2 separate regions of the Homo sapiens genome follow, and region 1 is linked to region 2. Evidence: chromatin loops called from intact Hi-C (ENCODE). Cell type or tissue: natural killer cell. All regions are shown on one strand. Links, peaks and the distances in the headings refer to the core of each region. The heading gives the core; the rest is flanking DNA. Region 1 overlaps SIPA1L2 (signal induced proliferation associated 1 like 2). Region 2 overlaps SIPA1L2 (signal induced proliferation associated 1 like 2).

Region 1 (15,685 bases), core at 6,647-9,146, 72 kb after region 2:
ATCATAGCTCATCTCATTTTGTTTCTGTTTTTACTTCCTCAGTGTTGGAGTTTCCAGATCAAAAGATGTGCCACCATTTGGCCCACCGATTCCCAAAGGTGTAACTTTTCCAAAGTCAGCCGTGTTCCGGGACTTCCTTTTAGCCAAAGTAATCAATGCAGAAAATGCAGCCCATAAATCAGAAAAGTTTCGAGCAATGGCCACTCGAACGAGGCAGGAGTACTTGAAAGATCTGGCGGAGAACTTTGTCACAACCGCCACCGTGGATACCTCTGTGAAGTTCAGCTTCATTACGCTGGGTGCGAAGAAAAAGGAGAAGGTAAAGCCAAGGAAGGATGCCCACTTGTTTAGCATTGGGGCCATCATGTGGCACGTGATAGCCCGGGACTTCGGCCAGTCTGCTGACATTGAATGTCTTCTCGGGATCTCCAATGAGTTCATCATGTTGATTGAAAAGGATTCCAAGAATGTTGTATTCAACTGTTCCTGCAGGGATGTGATTGGGTGGACATCTGGATTAGTGAGTATCAAAGTGTTTTACGAAAGAGGAGAATGTGTCCTCCTGTCCTCGGTAGACAACTGTGCTGAAGACATCAGGGAAATTGTTCAGCGATTAGTAGTAAGTACATGTTTTCTATTTTCCCGCCATCCTTATGTTTTCAATTCCAGATTCAAAATAACTTTCACTGGGGAACTGCTACCATGATTATACCAATTAGGGAATGCATTACTATTTGTTACAGATACAGAGCTTAATTTTAAATGCTGGGTCCTTTTGGGGAGTTGTTGAATACATGAATGGTGGAGAAGCAACCATCATAAATCAATTGGAAAAGAAAAGTTAAGCCAACCTGCAAAAGAGAACATTAAGATGTATTTTAGTAGCATTTGAAGGAAAAACAGAAGTGTCTGGGTAGAATGTCTGTTTATGGAGGCTGACATAACATACCTTCCCAGTGGGTAATTAACAACAGAATTGCTGTTGACTGTATGAATGACGAGTCCTATCTGCAGTTTCACCCCTGCATGTTTATACAGCAGCTATTTTTGTTTAATGTGCCAGATTAAATATATTATTAATCTTAGAGCCACAGTTTCTTAAGGGAGTTTTTCAGAATTACACATTAATTTAGAAAGGCTTTTGAAAAGTTAGACTTAAGAAAGATTTTCATGTATGTGATTTTTAGTGCAAAACCCTTATATTTTATCCATGGTGTTCAGTAGTCATATTTCTGCTCCCAATTTTAACAAAGTAAGAATCAGATTTTAGTTTGAGCATATAAAATAAAGTAGTAAGAATAAATCAAACTACTTCTAGTTTTTATTTTTGGTAATATAAGAAAAAAACATGCTTTGACAATAGAATTTCTTGTGTGTAAATCTTCCCCCAAGAGGGATGTAATTTTTTTTTTAATTAGAAAAGGTTTAGTTCACTATGGATCATGAGAAAAGGAGAAATTATATCCATTTCTTGCCCCCTTTCCTCCCACCAAAAATATTTCCTCCCTTTTGTTATTAGAGACCATGTATAAGAGAAGGTAAAATCAGGGCAGTGTCTGCTAGCCTTGGAAAAGTAATTTCATTATTTGTGGACTCTGTTTACAGTAAAGGGCCTCAGTGTGTTCAACAGTATTATCAGGTATACGTGAGCAAGCCTAGATAAGAGTTTGGGGTGATTAAGTAAATGATTAGTTTATATACCTAGAGAATTGACTTGAATTATACTGGTGAGTCTCTGGATGCATTCTGCTTTTGCTAATTGCAAATACTTCTTTTTAGCATATCCACCAAATCATTATAATCTGTGCTTCTGAAAATACAACACAAATACCACTTCACCAACCACAAAAATGTACTTTCCCTGGATATTTACACATGGGCTTTTATACATTTGCTATTCGATGGACTCCATCCTATTTTCCTAGAAAAGTGTATTGTCAGTGTGACCAAGATGCACAATATTACAAATATATTTTAGGAATTATATTCTGTGTCTAGGATGACTTGCAACATGAGCTGTTGGAAACAAGCCAGACCAAAGACTGTTGAAGGGATTAGATCGTAAGGGTTGATGCAGAGTGGTAGTAACAGAAATGGGAAGAAAGAGAAGAATGCAGTCTTAGTGGAGATGTTGGGAATGCCTGCCCGTTTGGCAGATGGTTAACTCAGTATCCATTCTCAGGTGGTGGAAAGTGGAACTAAAGGGTCTGTCTTGCAGGTAACAGTACAGGAGCAGAATGAGAGTTTGTTCCTAGAGGGCCAGGCAGGGCTCACTTCACGGATGTGCAACCCATGCAGTTGCACAGGGACCCGCTCTCAGAAGAGTTCGTGCTTGGTTGAATGCTCTGCCATTGCCATCTTGAAATACTTACTAATTTTTTCATAAGGAGCCTCGCATTTTGATTTTTCTTGTGGCCCCACAAATTACATAGCCAGTCCTGGCTTGGAGACTACAATTTTCGTGTGATAATTGGGTCCATGGAAGAAGTCCAAATACATGGAGAACACCTTACTTCAGACTTTGGGGATGTTAGGAAGCAATAAACAGAGGGGATAAAGAAATAGCAAAAAGACAAAGTAGGGGAGGTGGCAGGTGATTGGAGGAAATGAGCAGAAGAGCCAGAGCTGGAGGACTCTGGAAAGGCTCAGCCAATAACTCTTCAGCCTGATACATGGATGATAAACTTCACCTGATAATCGCATTGATATTTGAAAGAAGGCTGGGTACATCTTATGTGTCGTCTTTTGATAGGATTGCTTAGAACAAAGTTGAAAAAGAAGTGACCAAAATTTATTTGTGTTGTGCCTATTACAGAACTACTTCTTCAAGTTTTAGTTACTTCAGTTCATGACTTTAGAAACGTCAATATTCTAAAACATCATCACTAACTAAAACCAGCAGTCCCCTTTCCGCATTTTGCTGAGTCGTGAACTGTCATGCCTGTCTGGGAAAAGCTGATTGGCATTGTGTGCACTTGTGGTAACCATGGAAACATCAGACACAGTGGTGATACATGAACCAGCCCCAGTCCCACAGCTGTACTTACTGTCATAGGTCTTATTAAATAGGTATCTATGTAGTCAGAGCATGTTTCATAGAAATGGAGTGTTCATTAAACTGAAACTTCATACATTGCCTCTGGGCTTTTGGGGATAGGAGTATGATACCTCCCAACTTGAAATTCCCACAGATAGGTGAGGTCATAGTCATCGGGTGATACTTAATGAGCCCATGTTTTTCTTTCATTGGATGTAAACTATGCTCGGTGAGTGCTTTTGAGGGCTGCATTAGTGGTGCTTTAATGTACCAAGTGGGATGCAATCCACCATTCTTCTTTCATGTTCCTTTTTGTGGAACTGCTGTTGACTCTCTCTCACTCTTGAGTAAGGTACATACACTGAGGCTTCCATTGCTTGGGGCTGCCCTCAGCCCCTAGGAGACAGGCCTAGTGGAGGAGAGGCAGCCCATAAGCACAGAGGGTCTGTCTGCTGCCTGCCAGAGCACCATCCTACACACTTGCCTTGTGAACAGATGGCCAAGGAGTCTGGCTGGCCTGCCCCCACCATGGATCTGAGTGGTCCTCACCACTCAGGCAAGCATAGGCAGTTGTCTGTCCTCAAGAGAAGGACCCTAGGGGACAGAACACTCCACAGTATGTCCCTAGGGCTGGTGCGTAGAGAACATTTAGAGTTTTCCTAAAGCTCTGACTTTCTGCCACTGCCCTTCCTGAACCTCAGAGTGGGCTCTTAAGCGTTAGCTTTCAAGTGCTTTGGGGTGTTTTTCTTTGCTTGGGATGAATAAATTGTCTCATGGTTTTTAGTGCTTGCTGGTTGAAACTTGTAATGGTCCACAAAGTCTTTACAGGTTTTCCATTGCAAAAATCCATCTAGAACGATGGGATTTATATGCTTAAAAGTCAAGTCAATTTACCTAATAAAGGAAAAACGGGAATTATCTGAGCCCATCTGAAGCTCTCAAGCTCTGGGTCAGTGACATCTAAGAAAGCAGGACACCTGTATCAAGAACAGATATGACTTAGAATGAAGAATGAAACCATTGCTTTGCTTCTGTTATTTTCTTTGCACTTGATGCAAATGTTAATTGTGATCAGCTCTGAACTTAAATGTGTCCTTGTCCTGTCACTTGGACAGTTTGAGGAAAAGGCAGAGAGAGACAGGCTGGGCTGCGAGGGCCCAAGGGAGAGGGCTGGCATGGAGGCCCATACGTGCACCTTTGGCAGAGCCCCATGGCAGCTTGGGCAGGAAGGGCATCTCTAACAGTCTCCTTCCCCCTTAGATAGTGACGAGAGGCTGCGAGACTGTGGAAATGACCCTGAGGAGGAACGGGCTGGGCCAGCTTGGCTTCCATGTGAATTTTGAAGGAATTGTCGCAGATGTGGAACCTTTTGGCTTTGCCTGGAAGGCTGGCCTTCGCCAAGGGAGCCGCCTCGTGGAGATCTGCAAAGTAGCCGTGGCCACTCTGACCCACGAGCAGATGATCGACCTGCTCCGTACTTCTGTGACTGTGAAGGTGGTCATCATCCAGCCCCATGATGACGGCTCGCCCCGAAGGTAAGGCGTGGGAGGCCCAAGTAATGCTCACTCCTCCTTTGCCTCTGTAGCAGGTGGCTGTCCTCAGTGCTCCTGCAAGGTCCTCAGAAAATGCAGTCAAGTGTGTCTTTGTACAGTGTTCTGGGATGTCACTCATTTGTACAATGTTGTTGGGATGTCACTCGTTCGAGGAATTGAAAAGGAGCTTTAAAATATGTAATAGATGATAAAAAATAATTTGCTAAGCATTTTAATGGAACATTGACTACATTAAAGCTGAGCTATTCTGAACTAAGGGGAAGAGCACCTGCCTGGTTCCCCTGGACCTCTTATATCTAAGAGGAAATAATTCTGTATCACAGCTCAGCCTTGAGCACATTAAATACTTAACTATTCAGTTAGAATTTCTTCCCATAACATGAAGCCATTGATTATTTAAAAAATATTTAACAGACCAATAGTTGTAGGTATGAAAGAATGTTGGAACAGCACAGGTACTCTCTGTGGTAAATACTCCATTCTCAATTGAAGCTTGAGAGATGTTGAACTGGTTCAGGGCGTTATCATAAACTGTCAGGAGAAATAGATGAAAAGGAACGGCTAGACTTGGAAGGTTCAGAGGCGGATAGGTGGAGGGCTGGGATAAGAACGGGGTTAGAAAGCAATACTATTACATTACTAATAGAAAATAATCATGCCCAACATAAAATATTAGGCCAAAAGGAGAAAGAATGCTAATTAAGAAGGAGCCGTTTATTGAGGCTGTGGCCCACTACTTGTGTTAATGCATGACTGGTGGTAGTATCTAGAGCACCTTCCCTCTATCTTCATTCCCAAATGGAGTTCGTACAGGCAGCCTTAAGAGCTCTGGCTTTTGAGAGACAAAGTATGCTTGGAATCCAGGAATTTGCTGTGTGGCCTGGGGCAACTCACACACTCTCTCTAAGTCTCACTTACTCTCTGTAAGATGGGATTATTATATCGCCTACCTCCTATGATTTCAATGAAGATGAAATAAAGTAACACATGTAAAGCACTTAGAACCTTCTAGCATAATTGCCCCACACATTTAATTTAGAAAAATAAAACTTTAGGGGCTGGGCGCTATGGCTCACACCTGTAATCCCAGCACTTTGGGAGGTCGAGGTGGGCAGATCGCTTGAGCCCAGGAGTTTGAGAGCAGCCTGGACAACATGGCAAAACCCCATCTCTTCAAAAAATACAAAAATTAGCCAGGTGCAGTAGTGTGCACCTGTAGTCCCAGCTACTCAGAAGGGGAAGGTAGGAGGATCCCTTGAGCCTGGGAGGTCGAGGCTGCACTGAGCTGAGATCGTGCCTCTGTACGCCAGCATGGGTGGCAGAGTGAGACTGCATCTCAAATAATAATAATAAATAAAACTTTAGCATATTCATTTTAATTTCTTTCATATGAAAAAATAAATTCTGATTATCCAAAGATAGTAGGATTGTTGGGTCTACTTTCTGGACTTACTAACCTAGGTCATACTCTCTCCTTTCTCTGTTTCCTTTCTTCCTCCTTTAAGCCAGCACTCTCCATTAGCACTTTCTACAGTGATCTGTGTCTGTACCGTTCAGAGCAGTAGCCACAAACCACATGTGGCTATTACGTACATGAACTGTAGTGCAACTTAGGAAACGAATTTTTCCTTTTAATTAATTTACATTTAATTGGCCACGTGTTGCTAGTGGCTGCCATATTGGATAGATCAGCTAAACCATGATCTCCTTTTAGGAAAAAAAGCCACTTACACTGTCTTCCTCTATGGTTAATGTGCAAAATCTTGCAAAAATCTTTCTCTATTAGTTATCTTAGCATTTGCCTCCAGCCTCACTTTCTGTGGCCTTGTTTCCTGTATTTGCCCAGTGTGTTTATAAAATAAGGATTTAAGAAACTAAGTTTTCTCTGTAGAGTATCAGTCCCGTGTTAAGATGTTTCTTATTGCCTTGCCTGATTCTGCCTAGTTGAATCTGTCTGCTTTTCCAGAGTCCCATGAATCACATGTACTGCTATGAGTCCAAAGAAAATAAAAAATTAATTTATTAAAAATGAGTCTTGGAAATAACAAAAGGCAAATCCTTTAGGCCTTAAAAGCTAAAGTACTGTATATGTAAAATTCTTTTATAGTACATTTTCCAGCATTTGTTAGAAATTTTTTCATACAGTAAGATTTCTGTCTTCCTTAGTAGAAATACAGGTTTTTAATTATTAAGATAAGAATCAGTCTTTTATCTGCCTTTGTATCAAGTCTTTTATCTGTCCTAGCAGCCGATTACTATAGAATTGGACAAAAATGTTACCTTGCGCTTCCTTTGGGTTAAAAAATAACATTTCTTGCCTATTTTTAGTTTTGGTTTACTGTTAGTAAGAAATTTTTAAAGCTTTCAAGAGATCTGTTTAATAAAAATGGTAAAGTTGTCGTGATATTTGGTATTTAGAAATACAATTTAGGAGGATAGAATTTTCTACGAAATATTGAATTGTTTTTCAGCTAAAACAAACAAAAACTACAATTTAAAAGTTCCAGCAGCTGTTATCTTTTTATCCAAGGACATGTTTTTCCTCTAAGGAATCAGTTATCTGCCTTGGTCTACACATAATTAATTCTTTGTTTTAAATGCAAATTCTCTTAATGGAGCTAGGCAAGATATTTATTTAAAGATTTTGCCCTTGCCTCCTAGGAGTCTCATTAATGTCATTCCCTAAACATACAGGGTTTTTTTTCCCAATTAATCTGTAATAACTGTCTTTTAACCTTAGCCAGAAGGATTAGAATTAGCTATTTGCCTAGTAGCAACGTTCCAAAATTGGCACACCCATCACCCACATTTCTGCAGGTCATGAAGGCTTTAAGCCTAGCCTGTATCATTTAAAACTCTTTCAATTCAGTTTTCCAATTTTCTAGGAATCTGAATTTGTAAATTTTTAAATCCATATTTTTGTTAGTTTTGATTTGTTTTCTGCCTGCAACTGTCTGGGTGCCCTGATAAAAGTATTTGGTGTTGTGAGACAACCTCTCATAACCAGATACCACCCTTGCAATACCAGCCCTTTGCTTTAGACCGCAAGTGTAAGTATGAAGTGTCATTTTCAGTTTCACCCTCGCGCTCAGCATGTTTAGCCTTCTGCATTATTAGATTTGTTAAGAAACTGTAGAGGAGGGGCTAAGGGGAAATGGGTAGCACTTCACTCCTTTTAAAATTTAAAATACAAACCCTTTAAATCAAACATCCTTTAGTACTGTTAACCATATAGCAACACATAACAGGATGTGCCTCAAGCTAAAGCTATACATTTGACTTGCAGCATGGAAAATGACCTCCAACTTTCTCAGATGGACTCTTCGTGCTTGTGAGGGAGGAGAAATATTATTTAAATGGACATGTATATGCATGTGTGTGTTTCTGTGTGTATGTGTGTATATATACATATACATTTTTACAGTAGTTTTTAACATAAACACTATGAAGACTACAAAAATGGCCAAATTAAGGAATTATGAGATATTTTAGTCTCATAAATGTTGTGAAAAATGCTTCAGTTCATTTTTGCCATTTATCAACTCCCGTTTTAGAAAATCATTTGACATGGGAGCCCAGCTCCTCCTGTGGGCAGCATGAGTGGCCTGTCATTTAATAGACAGTTTTTCTTGTCCTCAGGTCAAAAGGTGTTTGGTTTTGACTCAGAAGCTGCTGGAATAAATGCAGTCTTTAGTAGGAAAAGTATTTATTAATCTGTTGAATCCAAAGCCACCTGTGTTTTGAATTCCCATAAAAGTATTTATGTTCAACCTAAAGCCACCTGTGTTTTGAAGTCCCATTTGCCAGCCTAAGGGAGGTGACAGTCTAGCTTGTCCCTCAGCGTGAAGGGAAGTCAGAGCCATTTTTAGTTTTCCTTGTGGAGTTGCAGGGAACACTGAGCAGGGAGAATCCCCCTTGAGGGACACTTATTAACTGATCTCGTGCTGGGATTGGATCCTGGAGTGAATTCATATACATTGGGAATGAGTGGCAAGAAGCAGTTTGGGAATAGTACTCTTCAAATGGAAATGAGGTTTGAAAGGGGAACCAGGGTGTTTCTCAAGCAGACAGTCTCTGTGGCAAAGATGAAGAGTTGCTGGGGCCAGAAATGCTTAATTAAGATCTGTCTTGTTTTTGCAAGGGATAATTTACAGCCACCGGTATGGCCCTGGCCTCTGGCCTTCAAAGGTGACTGACATTCTATCAGTGTCATTTGAAGGAAAGCATATCAACCTAAAAGGCGGATATAAAGGAAGTAACAACTCATCAGAATTATGCATGAGTTGTTATATAATGTGAGTGAATTTAGTAAATATGTCCAATAAAAATGGAAATGAAATTCCTTGCTGCAGTGCATCTGTTTTTTTGTGATTTTTTTCATACTTTGTTGACATACTATCCAAGGCATTTTTCTATATAATGCAAAACAGTGGAAATTTTCTCATGTTATCATGAGTCTAAATTATTATTCTCTCATCATTCTATAAAAATTAAAACTTTATGTTCTCATCTCCTGTTTTGCTGTCTGTTGCCTGGTCATTCAACTCCCTGAAGTATGCAGAGAGGAGAGTATGGAAATAGAAGGAAAACTCAATTTTGTCAGTTTAACAGTTTTTATTTTTAGATGTATATCTACACACATACATATATAAAATAAATGGTGGGCTGAAATCTGGACTCAAGTGAGCCTTCTTTTTTTAAAAATTTTTTCCATGCTTTATCCCATTTATTATTCATTACAAAGCAGACTTTTTTTTCTTCCCAGCTTTTAGGTTCAAGGGGTACATGTGCAGGTGTGTTACGTGGGTAAATTACGTGTCGTGGGGGTTTGGTGTACAGATAATTTTGTCACCCAGGCAATCAGCATACTACCCAGCAGGCAGTTTTTCCATCCTCACCCTTCTGTCACCCTTCACCCTCAATAAGCCCTAGTGTCTATTATTCCTTTCTTCGTGTCCATGTGTACTCAATGTTTAGCTCCCGCTTGTAAGCAAGAACATGACAGCATTTGGTTTTCTGTTGCCGTGTTAATTTGCTTAGGATAATGGCCTCCAGCTCCACCTGTGTTGCTGCAAAAGACATGGTTTCGTTCTTTTTATGGCTGTATAGTATTCCATGGTGTATATGGAATTTTCTCTTTTTTTTTTTTTTTTTGAGACAGAGTCTCGCTCTGTTGCCCAGGCTGGAGTGCAGTGGCGCGATCTCGGCTCACTGCAAGCTCCGGCTCGCTGCAAGCTCCGCCTCGCTGCAAGCTCCGCCTCACGGGTTCACGCCATTCTCCTGCTTCAGCCTTCCGAGTAGCTGGGCCTACAGGCACCCGCCACCACGCCCGGCTAATGTTTTGTATTTTTAGTAGAGACGGGGTTTCACTGTGTTAGCCAGGATGGTCTCGATCTCCTGACCTCGTGATCCTCCCACCTCAGCCTCCCAAAGTGCTGGGATTACAGGCGTGAGCCACGGCACCCGGCCAACCACATTTTCTTTATCCAGACCACTGTTGAACATCTAGGTTGATTCCACGTTTTTGTTGTTATAGTGCTGCAGTGAACATATGCGTGCGTGTGTCTCAAGTGAGCTTTTTATATTCGAGTTCCAACTTATTTGTATGGATAATAAAAATTAGTTATGTCTAGTGTTGTCTTATGGACGCTCCAGTATTGAATTTTGATGTGAAATGTGAAAACAATACAGAACAAAGGTAACCTAAAGTACAATCACTATTCTGAGTCCTCTGGCCAGTTTCTCCAATATAACATTCAGATTGTTCTCTCACTCCCTAAAGTAAGAACATAGGATTATAGAATTTAAGGTAGATTGCCTTGCATTCACTCATTCATTCATTCATTCAGCCACTCACTCTTAACTAGCTTGTGCCAGGAACTGTGCTGAGCACTGGGGCTGTTAAAACGGATGGGACAGATGTAATCTGACTTTCAAGGACTCCTTTTAGTCTTTCTGGCTTTCTAAAATGCAGTAGTACTTATTCATATTTTGGCTATTTAAAAGTGATTTTTCTCAAACTACAGCAACAACTTACTACTTAATAATAAATGTCTCAGGGTAGTGTAGAAAATGCTGTCACCCTTTCCAAGTAATAATCTACACTTCAGTGCCCACGTGTTTTTTCATTTTGAATGTTGGGATATTACCATCACAATAAGAGGAATGCAGAGGATGGCGGTAAAGCATGAGCATTGTGTTAGACTAGTAACCATCTCATGCTTGACAGGTTACACCGTGGCTACCATAGTGGACAGCCATTGGATATTCTCCCCCCATAGAAATACATTCGTCAAAAATCAGGCGTCAGATAGCTAGCTATTGAGAATCTTCTCTGTATAATTTTGAAGTATTACAGTGCAGTGTTACTCCTGCTCTCAAGCTTTCTAAGAAACAAAGCAGTTGATTTTGACAAGAACGTGCTGAGCTTCTGTCCAGTGCTCTGCCAGGTACTGGGGATACAAAGATACCATCTGCCCCTGTGTCTGCTTCTAGTAAGGGAGGAAAAGGATGGAAGGAAGCTGATGAATTAGTAAGTGCCAGATAGCCTCACTTCCTATTTCATACGATACCTTTTCAATTGCTGACCTTTATAAGAGGGCTTGGTCAAGTGTGATTATGGTTCATATGTCTTTTTTTCTACCTATTCTGGGTATCTCTGTTTCTATCTGTAAATTAAGGAATTTGTTGAAAAGCAAGTTACTATTTCATTTAGTGCCTATTTCATGTATGCCACTGCCCTAACCTTTACAGTAAGTTATACTATGTGGTTATCTCCCGGTTGGAAGCCTTTGATTTTTTTATGTACCAGAAAGAGTTTGTGATTCAAGCGAATGAGCATCAATTACCCCTGTCACCTTGTTGGATAATTTGGAGTATTTTAGCTATTAGCAAGCTATTAGCATAACAGACATTAAAATGATTAAAATATCAGTGATTACTTTAATCCCTAGGGCTATAAAATGATTCTTTTACAAAATGCATAATATTAAAAAAACATTTAATTTGTTTTAGAGGATCGGCTTTTGTTTCCAAAGATTCTTTTAGCACCTACTGAAAAATATGACATAGTGTAGGCTGCAGTAACTGTTCTTGGATGGTTTTCAAAAAAAAAAAAAAAAAGCCTTGTGTTTTAGGAAGAGCCCTGAACTTTGAGTCAGAGGACCTGAGTTCCATTGTGAACCCTATCTCTGATTAGCTGTATCATCTTTCCAACCTCTCTAGCCCTTCTTCTGAAAAAATGGAGATTTTCTTTGTACCTCACAAATTTTTGTGAAAGTCAGATGATGTATGTGGAGCACTATAAAGTGCTACACATGCTAAGGTGGTGGATTGGAATTAAAGAATAGCATTGCAGTACTTTGTAAGGCTTTTCCTTAGATTATTGGGTTCACTTAAAGATTCTCTGTGATGCAGCCAAGTAAGGTAAAACCAATAGGGAATTTCAGAGTCCAGTAAATGCAAGTTCCAGTCATGGGATTAGATGAAGCTGTGACTGCACAGTCTGTGGTACCTGGTCCAACTAACTGGTCAACTGCCCTCTCTTTTTTTGATAAGAATATGTATTCTTCCCTTTGAACCTTCTCAGTTCTCTAGGTTTTTTGGTTTTGTTTTGCTACTCATCATTCCCTTAGGACTCTTCCCCTTTCTTAGTTTCATAGTAGCGTAATACAAAGTCATGCATCCTACTTTTATGTAAGATGAAAAGAATAAAATAATGGGATAATGATATATATTGTTCTACAGATGAATGTAGATGAAGGGAATTTTACAGCTTTAAAGATTTTTTTCAATTTGAAAGTTAAACTTTAAAATTCCAGAACTCTATAAACATCTGTTATCTAGAACTTTCATAAAATTTTATGTGCCTTTTGCAGTTTAATGTTGGTTTCCCCCTTTTTGTGGAAACAGAAGTAATAATGTCTATTTGTAGTGAACTTCTTTCTTTTGAAGCTGTCAGTTGAGGAAGTTTACATATTTTATGTAACTTAATCTTGATGCACCCTCTGCTGTTACTATTCTGTTTTCAAGAGGAGGGTCTAAGAGGTTGTCACATTTCTAAGCTACACATAGTCATGTCTGGGTTTTAAGCCTAGAGCCCAAACTCTCTCTTTAATGGAGATAGTTTGGTATCTAGGGTTCCTGTTGGGAACAAATGGAAAAAACCATATGGCTTGACTAGACTCAAACAGTGATGGTCTTGACGGTCAGCCTGCAGAGTTTGAAGACATGATTTAGAACCAAGTCCATAGCCTGGCCAGCAGGGATTCCACCTTCCAGTGTCCAAATTATTGATGGTAAATGGAAGGTTCTTCCGAGAAACTCAAGGTGTTGTTGGAAAGGAATGGGCCTGGGTGGGTGGATGCCATCTTGGGGGCCTTCCTGGGTGCCTCTGAAGTTGTGGAATGCATACACTACAGTACTTGGCAGTGACCGTGGTGTCTGTTAACTGTGGGGGCCTTCCTGGGTGCCTCTGAAGTTGTGGAGTGCATACACTACAGTACTTGGCAGTGACCGTGGTGTCTGTTAACTGTGAGCAAGATAGGACACCCCCTCTTTGCTGATCATGTTCAGGAAGCCAGGAAGTGGTGGCAGCTGTAACCAAGAAGTCTTCTGGTAGGAAACTTAGCTTTAGGCATCAGGAAGCAGGGGAGAAAGCCCATGAGTATGAATATGAATAAGTTAATGAGTGTCCCTTTTACAGGATTAAGCCATCCCAGGAAGTCCACGATGGTGAGTGCAAAAGGACAAGTAATACTGTTTTTAGAATACAGCAGTAAAATAAAAGATCCTCTGAGGATGCCATCTAATGGAATTACTTGTTATTCTTACAGTTTGATAATGCCACATTTTTAACTAACACATTTTCAGTGACCTTCTTGGTCTACAGAATGTTTTGCCTTCCAGTGTATGCTTTTGAGAGAGAAGAGAGAATAGACTCAGAAAAGTTATTGGCTAGACAAGAAATGTGAAAAATTGCACTTATTTTTAACCTGGAGCTGACTTTGTATTGATCCCTATGTAGCATGGTAATTAGGAGCATAAGTTGATGATGTGTACATTTGTTATGGAGCAAAGAGGAAATCAATATGCCTACATAAAAGTGATCCCACAGCCTTATCTTGAGGTTTTTTAGTATCTCCTGTTGGCAAGCAAACTGTAAAGAATGTGCCAGAAGCTAGAAATGCAGTTTCCATCCATTGACTTGATTTGGTATATCGAGAGGAAGCCAAGCATGTGTATCAATGAGGTCTGAATTTTTCTACTGTAGCAGGAAAGCAAAAGTCTTTTCTTTAAAAATGTTGCAGTTACACACGGGTTGAGCAGCTTGTTTTTTTAGAAATGTCTTTTTGTGCTAGGTTTTTGGGCATTTGGTCTGTTCGGGTTTCAGTTAGCCTTTATTTAACTCATCGAAATATTTGCCATGTGCCCCATCCACAGCAGCCCCCAGTTTGACACTCCACATGAGCTGGGGTGTCTTGCCTGGTGTCCTCTGCTAAAACCCCCCAAGTGGGAGAGAGGATGCGTGCCAAGGGGGACGCAGATCCATTTCTGATGGGCACTGCAGCATGAGGACTTCTCCAGGCTCATTTGTCATTCTTCTTTTATGCCTTTTCCCATTTCCCTAAACATTGGTTGAATTTTCTGTATGCATCCTTTAAGGAATTTCTCATATATATGGAACGGAACTGAGTTTGACTAGGTTTGATGATCGCTTATATCAGTAGTACTAATTTGGCACCTTAGTCATAGAAGTAAACAAAGCAAAATCTAGTTCACAAGAGTAGTTGCTGTAAAAGTGTCACATAATAACAAAATTAGTTTGATTTTAAAATAAAACCATTCTTTTGAGAATAGCTAATTTTTATTAGGGCAAAAGAATGCCAGTTCTTAGTATTTTAAAAGACCTTTCCTATATGACTTTCTGCACAAGGTTGGAGATAAAATAATTCCACCCAGATTCTCTCTTCAACTTAATGGATTGCACAGATTTTTGCCAGCATTCTCTCAAAATATGAGTCATGATTATGCATTTATATTACATGTTTCTTTCCAAGCCTCAAGCTAAATTATAGTGTCTTATAAAGACTACAGTCTATGGGCATGAATTAAGTAGGCCACACTACTCAGCCATCTGTCTTCTCTTTCTTTTTTCCTCTTAAAAACCATACCAAACAAACTTGAAGGCCAAACAAGCACTGGAAATGCAAAGATGTCTTTGGGTTCACAAGATTCAAGGTTCACGTTCCTTTCATTCAACATATAACTCCAGGATCTGTAACTTCAATGGTAGTCAGTTACAGTTCCTGATGTGCACTACTCAGGCAGCTGGAACCTGTGAGACACCAAAGCCTGGTGTTCACCTGAACATCCAGTGACGCTTAGAGCATCGATTTGAGTGGAAGACAAAAGTAGGTTTTCTTCATGTTTTATTATCTACTGTCATATCTGACCCTTGATTTCTGATTAGGTCTTTGGCTATGGGGATGAATCAGTAGCCCTAGGGATGTGGTATCTTAATAAACAGAAAACACTTGGAAGCAATATAAATCCATGAACAAAACTTATAGAGCCTTGGCATTTTATAAGAAAATGATGCAACCCAATGTAATTTGCATTTACTCAGTTTGACCAATAATGTAACTGTTAAACTCAGTAAATCCAGAGTAACTTAAACTAAATAAGAGAGGTGAATTTTACTTTCAGGAAGGGAAACAGAGTTAAAATAAAGGATAAGAACTAACCTTTACTGATGCACAGAGAAATCACTACCTCATGTTCTATAAGCAGGTGTTAAGATTTCTTTAGGAGGGTGTATTCAGTCCACTCTACTCTATTAACGCTACCATGAATTTGGTTTCCCAAGCCAAAAGTTAGGATGTTGTTTTTTATTTTTTCTCTTTCTCTGTCCCAAGCTCCAAGTACTATGGATTTGACAAGTTAGAAATCACTTTCACCCAGAATTTTACAAGGATTTCCTTTGTTATATTTTGTACCTTCTAGTATTGTTGTTGAGAAGAATGGAACTATTCCACGCCCAGGTCCTTAGACCCTTAGGCTCCCACCCACCCTGTCCCCAGAACCGTAGGCTTAC
Region 2 (15,685 bases), core at 680-3,179:
ACAGTAGAAATTTATAGTGTTTTGGACTCATATAAATGATTTCTAGAGCGTTCCCAATTTCACATTTTCATTTCTTCAAAACTAAAGAACCTTGTGAGTAAATAAATTGTACTACATTCAGCTGCTTAAATGGAAGATGGTTCAGTACTTGTGAGAGGGGAAAACGGAGATTTTAGAGTCATGTATTTAACTTTTTAGTTTTCCTCTATTAGAATTATGTTGAAGCCAATAGCTTCCAATCCTATTTGTGCATGACAACTCCCTTCTAAAATTCTAGATTCCAGGGCTGCTCCAGGTCCTCTGAACCAGAATCTCTGGGGCTAGAGTCCAGGAAGCAGGGTATAAACATCTGTTAGGTAATTTTAAAAATGTGTAGTCAGATTTGGGAACCGCTGGGCAAAACAACCCCAAACTTGTTAACCTTTTTTTTTTAGCGAAAAGGAGTATTTACCTTTTTGCTCAGAAATCTGTTGTGAAGACTTAAGAACCCTTTCTAGTTGTACTACGCTTTTATGGAGGGCCTCAGGCATGTGCTTAAAGGAGAAACTCCATGGCTAAAATGTGACAGGGGTTGTAAATGCAAGTAGAATAAATGGTGGCCCAGCACGGTGGCTCACGCCTGTAATCCCAGCACTTTGGGAGGCCGAGGCGGGTGGATCACGAGGTCAGGAGATTGAGACCATCCTGGCCAATTTGGTGAAACCCTGTCTTTACTAAAAATACAAAAAAATTAGCCGGGCGTGGTGGTGTGCGCCTGTGGTCCCAGCTGCTTGGGAGGCTGGGCGGGGGAATCGCTTGAACCTGGGAGGTGGAGGTTGCAGTGAGCCAAGACCGTGCCACTGCATTCCAGCCTGGCGACAGAGCAAGACTCCATCTAAAAAAAAAAAAGAATAAATGGTGAGGCTTCCTGCCCCTAGAGATGATGAGGATTCTGGTTATACAAGAAAGACTGCAGGAGAAACAGGTTGGTTCACCTTCAATGACAAGGGTCAGAGAAGTTATGCTTTAATCACCAGTGACTGCTCATACTGAAGTCTGGGAACCAGCACTTCTCTCCCAAACTGTGGGGTTGATGGTGAAATGAGGCTTCAGGTTGCTGATGACACATCATTCTGCAATAGGTGGGGCCGTGCTCAAGAGCATAATACAGATCTCTTACGGCTTTCTCTTGCCTTCTGTTGGCCAAAGTTGGCAATACCTTTTTTTCCTCCATAAGAATAAAAGCAAAACTTAAAACTATTTACTCCTAGCTGAGGAAAGAGAGAAAGAAATTGTGATGTCTGATTTGCCACCCTATCGTGATATCCTTGCTGCTTTCCAGTTTTGCAAATGTATGGGCTTTTAATCTTAGCAGCTAGAATATGGATGAGAAGGTGCACAACTCTGGACATTATCTTAGCTAGCATGAGCCAAGAACAACAGCAGGAAATCTTAGCAGGGCATTCTTTTAGCCAAGCTGTATTCTGGCACCCTTGAGCCCATGCTCCTCAAGGGTGTTTTACCTGGAAGCTTTTACTGGCCTCCGCCAAGCCAGGAGCCATGTCACCCATTCTTCTGTGCCCAGCTTCATACTTAGTAGGTCGATAGGTACGTAAGTGGCATGTCATTGTCAATGGATGAATATAATGTATACCGTTACATAGTAAAGGAACACAACGTATTTTGAAGGTCAAGTTTTAGAGGAAAGTTAGAGGGGAAAAGAGTCATAGATTATGGCTTTGAGTGTGTTAGATTTGCCACTTCCAGTGGAAGAAGAAAAACATTCCAAGCAAGAGAACTGCATAAGCAAAAACATAGAGGTGGAGGGCATACAGGGTGATCATGTAGATATTTTCAGCCCAACTGAGACACCTGTGTATCATAACTGATCATTCTCATTAATACAACATTCAAATAAAAAGTATAAAGAACAATGACCTAACTGTTAGCATTTTGGGACCCCAGTGGGACATCCATTTTGCTCTTGACTAGTGTTGTAACCTTAGGCAAATCACTTAACTTCTGGGTTTATAAAGTGGGGGTGTGAGAACAGATTATCTCCCTTAAGATCTCATGTTCTGATTGTGAGTCTAAGTGGGTGGTTAACACCCAAAACACCACACAGTGCTCTCTGTACAAGGGAAGAAAAAATGTTTCTTTGAGGCAGAAACCAAAAGTGTCAGTAAAATGCGATTGGGAGTGGTGTTGTGAAGTTTTGATGTTATTTGAGGGTGGTATGCCTGGGATCATGTCCAGTCTGCTCTGCCAGTCAAACATTTGAGGTTTCCTTGGGTTATATGGGTAACTAGCAGGAGCCAAATGGGAAGAAAGTGCCACACTTGATTGTAAGCCAGGTCTGTGCATGGGTCTCACCAGTGATGTGAGGCTGGAGGAGCTGCTGCCTTTTCCTAGGCCTGTCCAATTCTACTCTTAGTCTGGCTCTAAGAAGGATGAAGAGGAGAGTTGCCCGTTACAGGAAGGAGGAGCAGGAGAGATGCTTGAAGTTAATGAATTTGTCTATAAGTTAATAAATTTGGGTTAGGTTGGGTTCTTTTGAACAGATGAAGCCAGTAATGTTTGTGTTTTGTTTTTATTTCTAATTTTTAAAAAGCTGTGTGTAAATTTGAGAACCTGCGACAGTAGAAAAAAATGAAGCAACTTGGATTCTAGTTCTGATTCTCTGGAAACACAGTCATTTGACTGCAGGCAAATGCTTACTTTCCTGCCCTAAGACTTTTTCCTTGTCTGTTTAATGGAGAGAAGTGTCTCTTTCTTGTCTCTTCGGAGATTTTTTATGGATCGAATGAACCTACAAGGGTTTGGGGAATAGTAAATCCTTCAATAAATGTAATTATGTTAATACTAACATTTTATAATTAAATATTCAGACAAGTTCTTTGGGTCTACCTGTGGTTTTTAGAAAGTTGATTATATATATATATATATATATATAAAACTTGCTTACTTGCTAACAAGAGATCAGTTTTCACTGTTGGGTGTTCTGTTTGTCTCAGAGTTGTGATAACCACAGTTTCTGCATCCAACTCTTATTCATTAACTTGGAAATGCAAAGAAAGCAGTAATTTCCCATGATCATATTTTTAATAAGAAAATGGGATTTTTAATTAAAAAATTATCTGGGCATGGTGGTACATACTTGTAATACCAGCTGCTTGGGAGAGTGAAGTGGGAGGATCGCTTGAGTCCAGGAGTTTGAGCTGCAGTAAGCTATTGATTGCACCTCTGCACCCCCACCTGGGCAACAGAGTGAGACCCTGTCTCAAAAAAAAAAAAAAAAAAAAAAAAGAAGAAGAAGAAGAATTAAATGGGGTTTTTGGTGTTCTTGTTATTTTAGAAAATGCTGTATATCATATTAAGTGGTCATTCTTTTTTCCTTTTTTTCTTCAGGTAAAGATCTTTAGTGTTATGAACTTCTTAAAAATAATCAAGCCAAATTAATTAGTGGGCATCTGTAATTAAAAGTGGTTTAAGTTTCCTTTTCATATTTAGCACTCAGTTCATACTTGAAACATTCCAAATCCAGTATGTTTAAAGAAGAGTCTTCCCCTCAGTGCCCTGGAATTTGCTCCCTGTGCCTAGTGAATTAAAATGGTATCCCTCTGGAAGCAAAACCTAAAGAAGTACATTATGGGAAAACATTTCTTGAGGATTGATCCTAGCATTACTCCTGGATTTGAGTTTCCAGGAAACTTTGTTTTCTGAAGAATCCAATGAGCTGGCCAACAAAGCTGGGACAATTATGAGTCAAACCAGACAATTAAAAAGTATGGAGCCCTTTCTGCTCCTGTCCTCTTTTCTGCTTTTTAATTTAGTGACCTTGGAAGTTGTACCACAAAGTTTCTTGTTTTATTTTAGGACAAGTTTATTGCAGCAGAGGGACATAGAATTTAGACTTGACACAGTGGAGCCAGTATTTTTAATATTTTTCTTCACCCACCAGATCATTCTGCTGGTCTGTCCGTGTGGAATTGCTTTATTTTGGTGACAGTTCCTGAGTAGTTGGACTGACACTCTGGTACTTTGTCTTTATTCTGTCAGGCCCCCAAGAAGACGGCGGTATGGGAAGCTTTGGGGAGGCCCCCTCAGAAGAGGACTGTACTGACCCCTTAGCAGGACACTTCAGTCTGGGAGGGAAGAGTCCTTGGGCACAGTCTTGATGTGGGCAGGGACATCTGCAGTGAGAGGATGTAAAAATCCACAGCCCTGGCCTCCCTGTCTCAGATACCGGTCAGGGGGGCACAGTCTCAGATGAGTGACTTGCTGCCTAGGCCCACCTTGGAGAATAAGTCTAATTTTAGGGTTATCAACTCAGGGCAGGGCATGTGTCACAGGCCTACGGTATATAGATTCTGGAGTTGGAAGAACTCTCAAGCAGTGGGTTACGGCAGGGGCCCATGGCCTGTTAGGAACCGGGCTGCACAGAAGGAGGCGAGCAGCAGGCGAGCATTACTGCCTGAGCTCCGCCTCCTGCCAGATCAACTGCAGCATTAGATTCTCATAGGAGTGCAAACCCTACTGTGAGCTTCACATACATTTAGGTTGAGCACTCTAATGTCTCATGATCTGAAGTGGAACAGCTTCATCCCAAGCCACCCACCCTACCCACCCCACTCCAGTGTGTGAAAAAATTGTCTTCCACGAAAACGGTTCCTGGTGCCAAAAATGTTGGGGACCGCTGGGTTAGGGGATCCCATGAGAGGTGTACACACCATCTGGCCTGCTTTTTGAGGAGTTAGACTCAGATGCTGCCAAGCACCAGGGTCCCTGGTAGGATGACAGATACAGGCCTGGGGAGGCCGGGTCTGTGTTTTCCTGCAGCACAGTCCACTTTAACTGGCGTTCAGTATTGGCACTACAGGGACTAGGAGAGTCTTAGGCACTTCTCAGAGAGGTTAGGAAGTGGAATATTGGTCTAGAACCTAAGGGCAACCTTTTATGTAGATAATACTGATTTCCTCAGTTGCAGTTTTGCCAGCAGCTTGGTCTATCCCACTTCCTGATTTGCCTTCCTCTCTTGGCTCCTCAAAGCTGTTTTTAATTGGGCACAAGTTATTCCTCAGTGAGATGGAAAGAACACTAGCTAAGGACTGGACATATGCACGGGAGTAAATCGCTCCACCCTGCCTATCCAGGCGTCTGCTTGCTCAGGTGTCAGGTGGTGATTAGACTCATAGTTTGCATCTGTGGTGTTAAATCTTCTGGAGTACTTATGTGTGCTTCCTCACTGGTCCCACAACAGTTATCTAAGTGTGCTAAGCAGACATGATCCCCATTGTGCAGATGAAACTGAAGTAAGTGGCCTGCTGAGGGTCCCAGTCATGTCTCCAGAGATGTGATGCAAAGCTCTTAATTCTTAATCTTTTGTGCTGTCTACGACATGAGCAGCCTTGCAGTGCACCAAGCGTCTCGTGGGGTGTAAGGCCTGTGAAAATATATTTGAGTATAAAATATTATTGGCCGGGTGTGTTGACTCATGCCTGTAATCCCAGCACTTTGGGAGGCCAAGGCGGGCAGATTGCCTGAGGTCAGAAGTTCCAGACCAGTCTGAACAACATGGTGAAACCCCGTCTCTACTAGAAATACAAAAAAAAAAAAAAAAAAAAAAAAAATAGCCAGGCTTGGTGGCGGGTGCCTGTAATCCCAGCTACTCAGGAGGCTGAGGCAGAGGAATTGCTTGAACCAGGGAGGTGGAGGTTGCCATGAGCCAAGATTGCGCCACTGCACTCCAGCCTGGGCGACAGAGCAAGACTCCGTCTCCAAAAAAAAAAAAAAAAAAAGCTATTATTATTCTAACAAAAATTTCTGTTGCATAGGAATAAAGGGCAGTATTTTTGTAAATACCTGCCATAAAAAAAAAACGTTAAATTAATCAACAGTAGGTATTGTTCATTCAATGTTAATATCCATTTTCTTCTTTATCTTAGTGTGGGACTTTAAAAGGGAGAAGCAGCAGCTAACAGTCCTCTTTTTATACAAGGAAGAATATTATATGTTCTGTGTAATTTAAACATCCATTGGTTTTATGAAGGATCTTAAAAAAATGTTATATTTATTGAATTTAAAGTTTATTTGTATATATGTAAGTTAGCATACATATACAGTTACATAATTTGGACACATTAGAAAAATACAAGGAAGAAAGCAGAAAGCATGCATAAGGCTACTTGTAAGAGCTAACCACTATCATAATATGGGGGTGTTTCTTTCCTGTATTTTTATGTATATAGATTTTTAACATACTTTGTTTCATGCCTTATATAAACCTTTCTGTATATGGCTGTTTACACATAATATTATATTATAAATCCTCAAGTTGATGCATATTCTTAAAAAATTGGGATTGTGTAGTTATTTATTTTATATATGTACTATGTTTATCCCTGATCACTGACTGTTAAGACTGTTTCTGATTTTTCATTCTTGTAGTTTTGGATGAATATTTTTCTATATAAGTTTTTAATTTTCTTATTATAAGTCTCTTATTTTCTTGGGTAGATTTTTCAGATGTAGAGTATTTGAACATTTTATAGGACTTAATATATATTACCTTATTGGTGTTCAAAGAGAGCTGCCAGTTTGCATCTGTCTGTAGCATGTGGGACATGCATCCCCCAGACCCTCACCGGCATGGGGAGTGTGTTTGTGTGTGTGACATGCATGTGTGACACACTCATGGACTTTTGTAACTTGCTTGGTCAGAAGTGGTATACTATTGTTTTAACTTCATTTCTTCTATGACTCATTATTCATGTGCATGTCTTACCCAGCTAAGCTTCCTGAAGATTAGGAAGCTCTTTCATTCATCTTTCATACTCTTCCCACCCACAGCATCCAGTACAGTGCCCTGGTAGAACTGAATACGTTGATTTACTGAAGTAACAAGAGGGTTTTTTTATATCAGACAATAAACCACATAAAACTGTTCAGCAAAACTCAGTATCTTATAACTCAAGTAAATATGGGAACAGTGCAAAGATGGCTTTCAGTGTGTGTGAGTAGTGAATGGAGTTTGTTGTGTATTTGCTGCTAAAATTACTGTTTTTAAAAAATCAAATACTGGACTGTTGTATGGATTGGCAGGATTTTCTTTTCATGTCCTTTATGCCAAGTTGAAAGGAAGCATCTTCAGATTTGAAGGCTTTGTGTTTATTTGTTGCATTTTAATAAAGAATACAGTGATGGGACACGCTTTGCACAGTTTAGTTCAATTTTTAACAATATTGATTGATGTTAGTTTTGTTGAACACCATAATACAGATACTTTGCAAGAGTTTTCACTGTGGATTCAATGGAAAATAATATTAGTGAGAACAGAATGTTTTCCGGAAGGATTGTATTTTTTTTAAAGCTCCAGCCTGCCAGTTTTCTTATAAAATGCTCATGTTCTCTTCTTTGCTACCCACTGTCACTAAACATTCATTTAAAGAATAGGACAGATTATTTTTTATGATTTCTAAATGAAATTAATAAGTACAGTCTATATTGGTTGACATTAAGTAGAAATTCTTTTCTCCTTTTGCTGTGTTTTCCTCAGACATAAATGCCTCTGCTTAAATTATTAATTGGAATGACTGATTTCCTGCTGTGCCATCTGTAATTCAGGGGTCACATTGCTGAAAAGATGTATTAACTAATAACCTCCTGAGAGAAGGAGGTGAGGGCTATCTCTTTTTATCTCTTTCTGATTTAAAAAGATTTAATGGGAAGCAGTCAATACTCACAGCTGTTCTTCTGTCTCCTTCAAAAAACTCCATGATCAAAATTATCTATTTAACAAAACAGCCCTTTGTTTATTCTATTTTTGACTTACAGAATGATGGGCAGGGTAGCAGTTTACTACCAGAAATTGGTTCTTGTTCCTTATTGACATACAGGAAGTTTAAAACTTTACAAAAGCCATATTCTAATACAGTATAAAGTCTCTCAAATAATTTCAAATGTAAGTTGTAGTTGGGAAGAGAATAGTGCTTCCCTGGAGATTGTTTTGGGCAACTCACTCAGCTTCTAAAAGCTTTTCTTTGCCTCTTGGAGAATCAGCTTAAACACTGCAGTCAGTTACTGGTTTGTGTTCTCTTATTCTTTGTGTGTAAATCAGTGAGCAGTCATCCTATACTTTGTAAACCTGACTATTTCCTTTACTGGGTTCCTTTGGAATAGTTATGGGTTTCATTCATTTGCTTAATTTCAAATCAGTATGTTTGTCAATAAATATACACTCATATATTACATTTTCAGCTATTTCACGGCTTTAGATCCCATTGAATCTTTAGAATAATCCTTTGAAATAGATAAAATTATTCCCACTTTACAGATAGGAAACTGAGGCTCAGAGATTACAGATGGCTTTACCATCATCTCAGCAGCATATAGTAGAGCTGGATATTTGCCGAGGGTCCATATGCCAGGACATGTCTATGTCTTCCCCATGCTTAGAGTTTAGAAGAGGATAGCAGCAAACAATAAACTGGTATAGAATAGTCTGGTGTAACTTAGAGTAAAAAAAAAAAAAAGGCACAATGCTATGGGGGCCACTTAGACCCAACCTTAAGGTTTGAGAAGGCTTTTTAAAAACATGATACGTGAACTGAGGTGTGATGGATAACACCTCTTAGTAAGGCAGGAAATAAATACATCTTGAAGAGATGTGGGCAGAGGTAGTGCATGTACAAAGGATAAGAACATGAAGGTCAACACATGGGAGCATGGAGGGTGGAAATCCAGCAGCTGCACAAGGGGCTGGAACTCATGGACCAAATCATGAGTGGCTTGTGCTGCCTTAAAGCAAGCAGCTTTATTCAGAGGGAAATAAGGAACTGTTGAAGGGTTTCATTATAATCTAGGAGAACTATGATAGTGGTTCTAACTCTGGTCGTGGCAGTCAAGATGAAGAAATTGACATGGATTTGAGGAGTATTTGGAAGGTAAAATGGGCAGGATTGAATGTGGGCTGTGAAGGGAAGGCAGGATGAGCACTGGGTGTTTGGGTTGGGCACCTGAGTGGTTGGTGGTGCCTTTCCCTGAGCTGGGCAGAGGAGGAACAGATTTGGGTGCAGGGAGGGGTAGGCAGGAGGACCTAGACTATCTTCCTGCAACTGTGAGACATCTTTGGACTTGTGGATAAGGATTTATGAGTCATCAGCATAGAGATGGCATATGAGACTATGAGGTTGGCACAAGGGAATGTATAAAATTAAAAGAGAAGGCAGGCTAGGGTAAACCCTGAAAAACATCAGCATTTAAAGACAACCTGAGGAGGAGGAGGAGCCAGCCAGCAGACCAAAAGAGACAAATGAGAATCAGTGTGCTCCAAGCATGTGTTATGATACTGTGTCGACTCAGGACTTTGGGATACTTTGGTCTGCAGTCATTTCAATTTAAATGGATGGATATAGGTTAGTGATGATTGTCAACCGAGTGTCAGGCATGACTGGGAGTAGAAGCAGTGACTGTGACAGACCAGGACCCCACCCAGATGGAGTTTACCAAGCTGCTTTACTTACAGAGTCACCCAAGAGCTCCATTTAACAAACCTTTGATTGGGCCCTTTCCTTCACTATGAAGTACAAATCAGTATAAAGGAAACTCATAATATGGGTTTCTTGTGGAGACTAAATCCTTCAGGGTTTCTTTATTGAGGTCCTGCTTTACTCCAATGAAAAAATTCTTAACTACATCAAGGAGATCAGCTTTTCTGGGATGTCACTTGAGAAATTCCTCCAAATAGCACGTGGAGTACTTTAAAAATTAGTTGGCCTAACACCAGTGTGAACTTTCCAGCAAGAAAAGATTTTATTCCCCTTCGCAGATCATAGGTTACCCCTATGTTATAAAACCCCAAAGAGGAGAATTCTGCTGGTTTTTATGTTCTCATGTTCAAAAATATTTATCTCTGGTACCACCCCAGTGTTTAATTCAAGATAAATGTTTAAGAACTTATTTTCATGTTCAGATCTATCAAAAACTTACCAGGCAAAAATATTATTGAACTTGTATATCAATTTATTACCATTATTATTTAATAGTAGCTACTTATCAAATTGTCTTATAGCTTTGATTTTCGTATTCTACTGTAATAGGAATGTGAGTTAATGGGTTGTTTTATAGCCATTTGGTTATAATTTCACTTAATACCAGGCTTAGTTTTTGGTAAATGCATTTTAGGTGATCAGACCTCAAGTGCGAGCAGCACCTCAGCTCATTGATTGTCTTCTTGGCCACAGAGAGAGGGTAAAAGTGGGATCAGTTTGTTCTTCCTTTTATTCCCTGTCCTATTATCCATATTAGTATTAGAGCTGTTGGGATACTGGCATGAAAAATAAGCATTTTTTTTACTATAGTTATACTTGTATTATAAATCTGCTATATAATTTTAACCATTTTTTCCCTTGAATGGGGCTCGTAATTTGTGCATTTTGTGGTTTTCAATCCATTTGCTACAGCTGCATTCCTGATAAGTGGCTCAATTAGAACTCTAATATTGGTCTTAAAGACTCACTGATGTCTCATGGAAAACGTCGAAAAACATCTTATTTAAAGACAATTATGCTTAAATATCAAATGCTCTCCATTTCTTTTCTATCCCTTTAAAATTATTACCAAGACAGTTAGCATGAGAACAGCTCCTTCATGCTCTAAAATTCTTCAATTTTGGTCGGTGGCCTTCCCTAGCCCTTCCTCACTTGGGGGCACCCCACTACCTGTGGGGTTTCTGTCTGGGTTTTTAAAGTGCTTGCAGAATGTTGGTGATAATTATTTATTTTTACTGGGGAGCAAAGCCATAGAATTTTATGAAATGCAAGAATAATTGGAAACTATGGGGAGAAGACCAGTGCCCCTCACAGTAAAAATTAGCTTAAAGAACAGAAAGAAAACTGTATGTAGACAAAATCTAGAGATCTGTTTTAATTAGATCATTCGAAGGCAAACTCCGTCTTCTCACCACCCTCCAGATGGTCAGAATCTAGGTTTAGGAAATTACCTGGAAGAAAAGATATTCATGTTGCTGACAAGGTCACAGGCCTCATATAGAAGATTAGTCTGTCATCTTTATAAAGTTCTAGGGAAGGTATTAAATGAGTCTCAGATTTTCCTTGATGTTTGTTTTTCCTCAAGCTGTACCAGCTTAGAAGTATGAGTCCATTTAACTATTCACTTAGGAAAGCAGTTAGTATCCTTGTGCCTTTAATTAGAATAAGGCAGGAGGGAGCAGGTGGTACCAGTGGCACTCACCATATACATGTACAATGAGGATCCAGTTTATTCTACATCTTTTTAATATTTCGTTTCATAGCACGTTTGCTTTCTAAGGAAAAATACCATGGCCTTTTTGTTTGAGGACTCTGCATTTGCCAGTCTGAAACTCTCATAACTGGTTTTTTACAATCTGTTAGAATGACAAAATGATGTAAAATCACAGAGGGGGAAGGACAGGTGTGATTCACAGCTGCTCACGAAGAAGAAGGCATGTGTGGGCCCTCGCTTCATATGGCTTCTTCTCTAACTCGGACACGAAGCTGAGGTGGCCTTTTGACCAGGTCTTTAGATTGCACGGTTTCCATGTGCCATCCAGTTTTGGAGTGGTACCATTCACGGGCAGGCATCCAGAGCCCCAGGAAGCTGGCTGCATGCCACCTACAGAAAATGGAGCTCTGCACACAGCCGCGTAGCCACGCTCACAAGAGGACAGAGACTGGTGGCAGGATTGGCCGTTTTATTAACTACCATGTTTGGGAATGGGCCTTGGGTCTACTAGAGGAAGCTGCCGAGATGCTTAGAAGATGAAGTATGACATTCTTTTCTTTGTATACAATTAGAAGACATGTCTGTAATCACCTCATTTGGCTGGTATGGAAGTGGGGGTGGGAAGCTGTCTTTTCAGAGTGGAGTAGTTGCTGAATTTTGTGTTTACCTGTTGTAAGGATTTGGGAAAATGGCATGGAGCAAACAGTGTCCTGCAAAGTGTTAACAACCATTCATAGGTATTTGACTTTATAATGAGTGATTTTCTACAAAGTTATATCAAATGAAACTTTTGTGGTTACAATATATTGTAAAATATATTCCTATAACCACCAGAATTTTTCATTTAAATATTTTCTAATATAAGGACTTACTGCCTAATATATTTGTACAGTAATTTGTTAATTTAATAATATTTATTAAACATCTGCCACATACTAGAAACAGCTCCAGGCACCGTAGATAAAATGGGGAAGAAAACAAATTCACAGAACTTTCTCCTGGGGAGAGACACACAGAGAGAAGCAGGAAGTCCTTAGAAGGCATGGAAATGGGTGTTTGGGAAGTAGAGGACACCATGGGAGTATGTTGTGGAGTCACCCAGTTGCGGGGAGAGAGATGATCATGAATGGTTGTCAGTTCAGCTCAAGCAGTGGATGCTCCATTTAGAGGGAACAGCTGGGACACAAGCCTGGAGAGTGGGCTGTTTGAAGACTTGAAAGACGCTTGGTATGTCTGGGGCAGGGCGTAGAAAACAAGGGAGGAGGGAGAGAGATTAAAGAACCACAGAGTTTCCACAAGCTACAGTAGAGCAAAATCTCAGGGGAGGAGTTACAAGGAGATGGGATCCGGGCTGCATCCCAGGACCAATAATTGTGGCCAGGGAAGGAGGTATTCTTAACTGGCCACGTGTTAGGTGTGGAGTTAGCCTCACACAAATTAAATGATTCTCCAAAGCAATTCAAGCCACCATTACCAGAAGAAAGGGGAGTGGATTTTAGATAGGAAAAATCAGTAGCTGTCCACTAAAGCTAATGTTCTTAGCACAAACAAGTTTTCAAAATTCACAACAGAAGGAATATTCTGAGATACCTTTAGGAAAGAATTTCACATGCTCTGAGTTTGCTATAGTTTTCATCCTTTGTAGTGAACCTAATGATAAGATTCAGCATAAATTCATCTATTTTTAATTTCGTATATTATTTATATTGTAAAATCTTTATTTGAGATGGGATCTCACTTTGTTGCCCATGCTGGGGTGCAGTGGTGCGATCATAGCTCACCGCTACCTCTAATTCCTGGGCTCAAGGGATCCTCCTGCTTCAGCCTCCCAAGTAGCCGATACTACAGGTGTGTACCGCCACGCCGGGCTAATTAAAAAAAAACAGGTTTTTGTAGAGACGGGCTCTTGCTGTGTTGCCTGTGCTCATCTCAAATTCCTGGGCTCAAGCGATCCTCCTGCCTCAGCTTCTCAAAGTGCTGGCGTTATAGGTGTGAGCCATCACACCCAGCTAATCTTTATTTTTTGACTATATATTGGTGTCTTCCATTTTTTCACAAGATATGTGTAATAAATATTTTGTAACTTTAATTTCATCTGTTAAACATTGAGAAAGCTACAAATGTTAGAGGAATGTGAAAGCTCAGAAGATAGATTTTCAAGTAAGAATCTGAGCCCAGTAAATTATAATAGCTAGTCAGGTTTTCCAGGACTAATTATTATCTTATTCTCGCTAATCCTAGTTTTAATATTTAATAGTTTCTCTGGTTTATTTTGCACATCTATTAGTTGGTGGCTTAAACTCAGAGCTTCCCTGTGGAGCGTGGTGAATAGGTTACAAGTGTGAGGAGATGCCGGTTTGCTCTTCCCTCTGGGTGGTGGGTTGAGCCCAAGGTGGTCAGTCTGTTAACTGTGCCTCTAGTCTGAGCATGTTCCTTTTTGACTCCCTTGTGCTGTACAGATACTGGTATTTCAATATATGCCATGACACGGAAAAGAAAGGAAGGTAGGGTTTGTCCTCATTATTTGGATGGCATTTATTTTATAAATAAAAGGATAAAGGAGTTTCAAAGCAACAATTAAAGTGGTTCTTTGCATTTCGTGGATGCATTTGTTAATGTCATTTCTAGTTGGGGACTGGTTATGTACAAGAATACAACTTTCTAGTGCATTATGCCACAAGTGACCTGTAAAATAAAGACCCCTGGAAATAGAAAACACTGCAATTTACCCGTATGTTTGTAGACACTTGATCTAATTACTCTTCTCTTTAATTACAAATATTTTTCTTTGAATTTATTCTTTCTTTATTTAGACACAGACATTTTCAGGTGTTACATATTTTCCAAACTCATGACAGGCTATATTACTCATTGGCAGAAGAATGAAAGAATCACTTTACCTCTTCTGAACAAAAGCTATAATATAGCTAGTTTTCTTCATCCTTCACCAAAGCATAAGGAATATTAATAACTGTAATTCGGTTTGAAAATGTTAAAATCCCAACTAGCTAAACAGCATAAAAACTCTTTCCAGTGGACTCCTAATGGCTTTGAGATGAGCATGTGGGAATGTCTTAGAATAGCAGATATTTTTCTTATGGTGGCAGTTGCTTTCTCCCTACCATAAAAAAAAAAAAAATTTAGGGATGACAACGTATCGTCTACTCTCAGAGCTGTTCCATAATGGAGGAAATAAAATGATATTTTAGGATATGGCAAACAGGGAAAATGAGTAGTCAGATACTGACATGCACAGGACAGAACAGACACACTATCCCATGGTTTTCAGAAAGATAAGATAAATGACTGCATCTTACCTAATTCTCTTAGAATTATTGTGTTTAAAAGGATCAAGGATGACTGGATTATAGTTATTTCCTACACAGTTTAGGCTATTATCAAATCCATTCCTGGAGACTGAAAAACTGACAACTGAGGTACAAGAAAACAGCTTCTTACCCAGTATCTCACTACTGCAATGTATTTGATGTATCAGATACCAGATCCTTGAAGATCTCTTCCCACTTAAAGGAGGATCTGTGTGAGTTCTAATTTGACTACAAGTGATCACTATGAAAACTCTCTTGTTAATGTCTTGTATTGACCATTTTGCTGTGGGACATTTTGAGTTTAACTGTTTTGAAAGAAACTAAACTAATAATACTGAAACCCATTATATACATGACTTGTGCTGCTCTTGTAGCCAATTCATGCATTGAAATACTTCATGAATCCCTAGTTTAAGCCAGGCTACCTTAATAGTTAATGCTGGTACACAGCTGAAAGGCATGGTTCTTGGCTTAGAGGAACTTGAAGTCAGTGAGTTGGTAAACAGCAATTAGAGATAAGGAAAATTACTCTGTTGGATATAGATGGAGTGCTGTGGGATCACAACATTCTTTGCTTAGATGCAATTAGGGTGGGAGACATCCTAGGAAAGTTTCTTAGATGAGTTAATACCTGATTGTATGGTGTGAATTTTATCTAGCTATGTAGAGAAGGAAGATGGTGTTCCAGGGAGGAGTGTTACGAACAGTGCTGTGGATCATGAAACTTTGTGGGCAGAAGCAGAGGGGAAAGACAGATACGAAATTTATCATAGAATGTGTTCAACTTGAAGCATATTAATTGCTAATGGCTACTTCCTATCTCTTAATTCAGGTGAAGGAAATACTCATGACCAGCCAGATGTCTTAAGGAATGCTTTTGAAAAGAACAGAGGCGTACAACATTATTACGACAACAGAGAAGCAAGTTGGCTTTGAAGAAACTGTATTCTGAGGATGTTGTTTGCTTTGGGCTAAGAAAAGAAAAAATACAACTACAGACAAAGCCTTTATATCTGCAAGTATTATGGCGTGGTCGGTAGCAATGTAATTAGATTTACATCAGTCTTCCTGGTGAGACTTGGAGGCTCTTCCTCGGTAGACATGAGTGACCCAAG

What was found. Peaks named below come from ENCODE experiments on the same cell type or tissue, not always from the same donor. Only the 100,000 strongest peaks of a DNase experiment are listed, where the experiment ranks them.
Region 1: a loop joins it to region 2, with 10 times the contacts of the local background. A loop is called at or near these places in 1 of 110 quality-filtered maps.

What each region holds. Positions count from the first base shown.
Region 1 is chr1:232,449,774-232,465,458 of GRCh38, reverse strand. SIPA1L2 (signal induced proliferation associated 1 like 2) reads left to right here. Exons shown (of 23, transcript NM_020808.5): 9 at 43-619; 10 at 4,298-4,572. Among named protein-coding and RNA genes, the nearest start is that of SIPA1L2, 170 kb to the left of the region's middle. In natural killer cell, for the core only: no CTCF peak of the experiment used is centred there; a DNase peak (open chromatin) is centred at 7,658.
Region 2 is chr1:232,515,326-232,531,010 of GRCh38, reverse strand. SIPA1L2 (signal induced proliferation associated 1 like 2) reads left to right here. Exons shown (of 23, transcript NM_020808.5): 3 at 15,403-15,685. The coding sequence starts at 15,672. Among named protein-coding and RNA genes, the nearest start is that of SIPA1L2, 110 kb to the left of the region's middle. In natural killer cell, for the core only: no CTCF peak of the experiment used is centred there; a DNase peak (open chromatin) is centred at 2,090; H3K27ac peaks cover 500 bases; H3K27me3 peaks cover 345 bases.